2 separate regions of the Homo sapiens genome follow, and region 1 is linked to region 2. The links are chromatin loops, found by intact Hi-C in ENCODE. Cell type or tissue: prostate gland. All regions are shown on one strand. Region 1 has its middle 1.4 kb from the start of UBE2I-AS1. Region 2 overlaps GNPTG (N-acetylglucosamine-1-phosphate transferase subunit gamma).

Evidence for each region. A loop is a pair of places that touch in the nucleus more often than their neighbours do. Peaks named below come from ENCODE experiments on the same cell type or tissue, not always from the same donor. Only the 100,000 strongest peaks of a DNase experiment are listed, where the experiment ranks them.
Region 1: a loop joins it to region 2, with 3 times the contacts of the local background. A loop is called at or near these places in 23 of 110 quality-filtered maps.

Annotation. Positions count from the first base shown.
Region 1 is chr16:1,299,744-1,302,243 of GRCh38, forward strand. No RefSeq gene overlaps it. Among named protein-coding and RNA genes, the nearest start is that of UBE2I-AS1, 1.4 kb to the left of the region's middle. RefSeq lists silencers at 1,234-1,383, 1,554-1,603. In prostate gland, a CTCF peak has its summit at 1,296 (motif pointing right); a DNase peak (open chromatin) is centred at 1,328.
Region 2 is chr16:1,362,472-1,364,971 of GRCh38, forward strand. It overlaps GNPTG (N-acetylglucosamine-1-phosphate transferase subunit gamma), which reads left to right. Exons shown (of 11, transcript NM_032520.5): 8 at 1-63; 9 at 140-271; 10 at 354-435; 11 at 526-1,642. The coding sequence ends at 620. It overlaps UNKL (unk like zinc finger), which reads right to left. Exons shown (of 15, transcript NM_001372107.1): 15 at 734-2,500. Among named protein-coding and RNA genes, the nearest start is that of GNPTG, 12 kb to the left of the region's middle. In prostate gland, a CTCF peak has its summit at 1,126 (motif pointing right); a DNase peak (open chromatin) is centred at 1,150.

The DNA of each region.
Region 1 (2,500 bases), 63 kb before region 2:
GATAACTTTTATTTTCTAAGTGAAATAATTTTTCCCTCTCAAGCTCTAAGTCTGTTTGATTCAGTCAATTGAATCCAGACATTTTCAGTCAACGGCCAGCAAGGTTCCGGCTGGTTCGTTCATTCATTCATTCATTCATTCATTGATTCATTCATTCATTGCACGGATAACTCACTAAGCACCCGCCACAGGTCAGGCACTGCTCCAGACACCAAGAATACGGCAGTGAACGCACAGGCAAATGTCCCTGCTCTCCTGGATCCGCAAGAGGGCACGACCCAGGGAACAGGTTTCAGAGCCAAATTACCCCAGCTTCCAAAAGGTTGAGAAATGCTGTGTAGCTAATGCCCCCCTGAAACGCCTGCACCTGTATACAGGTGCAGTGAACATGCCTGTGTACACCCGCTCCAGCGCACACACACTTACATAAGCGGGTGTAAAACGTGAGCGATTTCTGTAGCCCTGAAAGCCCGTCTAAGAAGCTGAAGTTTGTTTAAAAAAAAAAAAAATTTTAACAGTGCCAGGGTCGCGCGGGAGGCCGGGTGTGGTGGCTCACGCCTGTGATCCCAACACTTTGGGAGGCTGAGGCAGGCGGATCACCTGAGGTCAAGAGATGGAGACCAGCCCTGGCCAACATGGCAAAACCCCATCTCTACTAAAAATGCAAAAGATGAGCCAGGCCTGGTGGGCGCCTGTAATCCCAGCTACGTGGGAGGCTGAGGCACAAGAATCACTTGAACCCAGGAGGCAGAGATTGCAGTGAGCCGAGAACATGCCATTGCACTCCAGCCTGGTCCATAAGAGCGAAACTCAGTCTTAAAAAATAAAAAAAAGCATCAGTCTACCTTGCTAAGAAGCTGAAGTTTCACACGTCGGCTTCAGATGGCGGCTACAGCATCTGACCCACCGTCCACGCGCATGGGAATCCCAGGAGCCCAACCCCACCTGGCTGCAGCCCCATGTCAGGAGACCTGGTCCAACCCGCTGCCCCGCCTCCCCACGCCCTCCTGCTGGGTGGGGTGAGGGCTGAGAGCCCACACGCCCCGGTGTGCGACTCTGCAGAGGAGTGACTGCAGGTCTGCCTGCCCTGCCTCAAGCATCTTAGACACCAGTCAGTGCCCCACTGTCCTGGCCAAAGCGTGTCCTTCGTGCCCCAACACAAGCACAGCCCACTCTGCAGGCGCGGCTCTGGGCTCAGGCATCCGGTGTCCCTGGAGGGGTCTCCACAGGCTCAGGCAGAGCCCCTCCCGGGGGCGGCCCCACGGTGACACCCACTCCAGGGCCATGGCCGTGTCCCCTGAGGCACCAGCGTTTCACGGCAGGGCCAGCAGGGGGCGGCAGGCAGCCCAGGAGGCGGACGGACTCCCGGCAGCTCTGCCCGGCTGGCCGTCTGTGGAGCCCTGTTGACAAACCTCCCCTGGTCTCCTGCTCCAGCGTCCACCCCGCCGCAGGCCCCTCTGCTGACCCCTGCTGCCGTCGCTTGGGTCCCGGCACAGCCCTCTTGCCTCTGCCCGCCCCCTCCCGGGCCGCCTCCTCATGGGGCTTCACGCACCTGCCCAGCCGGGACAGCCAGGTCTGCACTCCACCGGGTCCCAGGCTCCGGGAGCCCAGCAGGACCCAACCTGAGCTCCCCCCTCGACCCTCGGCCACCCAGACCTGCGGACCCGGCATCCCCCAGCCACGCAAACGCTAGGCCAGGGGGTCACCCTGGACTCCCCCTGCCCTCCCACTCCCTGCAAGTCTGAGTCCCAGGTACCCCTCCATCCACCTCTCTGCGTGGCCCTGTCCACACCACCGAGCCCCCACACCCCAGATTTCTGCAGGAGTTCGGCTGAGAGGTTTCCCGCGAGGGTCCTGCCCCTCCCAGCTGCTCCACAGCTCTGATCCAAGCAGAATGCCAATCGCTTGTGTTATGAAGACCCTACTCTGGTGCCCCTCTGCCGGCAGGGGGGAGTCCGAATTCCTTGCTGGGCTCGATTCAGGCAGCCCCCACCCCTGAGCCCTCAGCCTGGCCATTCTGAACCACGCCCTGGCCCACTCTCTCTGACCTCACCCTTCACCGCTGCATCCCGGAAACTCCATGCCCACCTCAATGCCACCTCCTCTAGGAAGGCTGCCCGGACCTGTGAGGGTGTTGGGGCCTCTTTCACTGTCCTCACAATAGTGTGGCTCTGGCTCTGCAGCAACTCCCCCCTTGCTGACCATCTCCCCAGCGGCCTGTCAGCTCAGGACGGAGGTGGTGGCCGGAATGGATCCTCCTTTACCCCAGCACGGTGCTGGCCCAGCATGAACACACATTCAGGGAGCTTCTGCTGTCTTGAAAACAACAGAGAGTAAATATGAAGTTGGGTCGGGCACAGTGGCTCATATCTGTAATCCCAGCACTTTGGGAGGCCGAGGCGGGTGGATCACCTGAGGTTAGGAGTTCCAGACCAGCCTGGCCAACATGGTGAAACCCCGTCTTTACAAAAATACAAAAAGTAGCCGGGCATGATGGCAG
Region 2 (2,500 bases):
GCCCTGCAGCGGCAGTGGGACCAGGTAGAGCAGGACCTGGCCGATGAGCTGATCACCCCCCAGGTAAGCGTGCGCTCGGGGTGGCCCCTGGTGGGCCTGGCTGGGAGCTGGGTGCTGCCCCTGCATCCTCCACCTTCAGGGCCATGAGAAGTTGCTGAGGACACTTTTTGAGGATGCTGGCTACTTAAAGACCCCAGAAGAAAATGAACCCACCCAGCTGGAGGGAGGTCCTGACAGCTTGGGGTTTGAGACCCTGGAAAACTGCAGGAAGGTACCGTATTGGGGGGAGGTGGTGGCACGCAGTAGCCCTCCAGCACCTGGGCTTTCCCTTGAACTCTTTTTGTGGTTGGTAGGCTCATAAAGAACTCTCAAAGGAGATCAAAAGGCTGAAAGGTTTGCTCACCCAGCACGGCATCCCCTACACGAGGCCCACAGGTGAGTCACCTGTGGGGAGAGGGCCAGGCTCACCATCACACTCGCCACCTGTGGGTCCAGGTGAGGACTGGCCACCTGGTGTTTTGGCAGAAACTTCCAACTTGGAGCACTTGGGCCACGAGACGCCCAGAGCCAAGTCTCCAGAGCAGCTGCGGGGTGACCCAGGACTGCGTGGGAGTTTGTGACCTTGTGGTGGGAGAGCAGAGGTGGACGCGGCCGAGAGCCCTACAGAGAAGCTGGCTGGTAGGACCCGCAGGGACCAGCTGACCAGGCTTGTGCTCAGAGAAGCAGACAAAACAAAGATTCAAGGTTTTAATTAATTCCCATACTGATAAAAATAACTCCATGAATTCTGTAAACCATTGCATAAATGCTATAGTGTAAAAAAATTTAAACAAGTGTTAACTTTAAACAGTTCGCTACAAGTAAATGATTATAAATACTACCTTCTGGGTTAAGAAAATTCCATTCAAATAACATTCTCATGTAAATACTCAAACATACAGATTGAGGCTTCCAGAAATTAATCCACTTGAGGCGTCCACGCGGAACAAGGTCTGCTGACCACAGTTACACACGTCGTGACACCACTGTATCACGGCGAATGTCGAACACTAGAGTTACAGACGACAGGCAACAAGAACATGCAGAGCCGGCCGCCAGCCAGCTCCTACGCCCCGTGCCCGCCATGGCCACAGGGGGGAGCTGCTGGGCGCGCCTCCACCTCAGCCTCCACGGGGCACCTTCCAGCCACTGCTGTGCCTCAGCCACCTAGGAGCCATCCCTGAGGCCATGGCCACCAAGACAGGTGAGGGAGGCCCCAGGGCACACAGCCCCAGGATCTTGCCCCCATTTCCAACCCTGGCAGCGCTGCCAGCCATTCTTTGGTCTTCCCACTGCTCACCTGTCCTCAGAGCCAGTACTGATCTAGGGGAGCAGGTGCCACCTCCATCTCCCAGCTGTCCCCCCACCCCTGGGGCTCCCCAGCTCTACCACCCCGGAAGCTGAGCCCTGGAGACACCCTGAGGGGCGGGCGCCACCTCCTTCCCAGAAAGAGCAGAGCAGCTGGCAGACTAGAGCTCAGCTGCTCCTGACCACTGACAACCGGGAGATGTCTCGGCAGACACCACTTATCCCAGAAAAGACCAGAGGCTCCAAATGGGAACCAAGTGCATAAATACAAATAAAAACAGAGTTTACACATCGATGACAGTAGCACAAAATATACGTAATTTCTAGATACTGAGCTAATAAATCACTGTAGTTAAAAACAAAATAGATTCACTGAAACCAAGTCGATAGTTACCTTGGAGTAGTGGACTAGCTGCAGAATGTCACGGACCCACTTCCTTTAAAACAACAGAATGTTGCTATCAGTTTGTCTTACGTTAAAACAGTTCTTAAACCACCTACTATATTAAATACATTCTAATTTGGTCACTGATGATAAAGATTTTTACCTAGACGTTTTGCACTTAAAAAATGCTATTAAAAGTCTTTGGCAAAGCCACGGTCGGGGAGAAACACGTCGGTGCCGCTTCCCACTCGTGTGCCCTCACCACCCACGTGGCCCGCGGAGAGCCAGGTCGCCGTAAACCACAGATGCCTGTTCCTGCTCAACTCCTAGGGACAGTCCCAGCCCTGAGCAGAAGGGTCAGGTCATCGCGGGGATGCGTTCTCAGTCACGTTTCTGCTGCGGCCGAAACCACACTGTCGCTCCAGGGGCAGACGGGACAGGGGACCACAGCAGAGCCGGGACCTGGGGGGGGTCGCTTCCCCCGTGTGCTCCAGGCCACTGAGAGGCTGTGGCCGGGTCCTCTCCTGTGACCTCACTGGCCACATGGATGAGCTCCGATGATAACTGGCAGCGCGGGTCAGGTGACTGCCACATACACCCGGCACCCCGGACCCTGGCGCACACACGGCCCGAGCATCTCCCACACGAGCAGGACCAGGGTGGTCACGGGTGCTGGGGAGGCAACCACTCTCCCAGTTCACTGCCTGACCCCTGCCAGGACGCCCAGCGACATCTCCAAGGAGCTACAAAGCACCATTGCCTAGGACA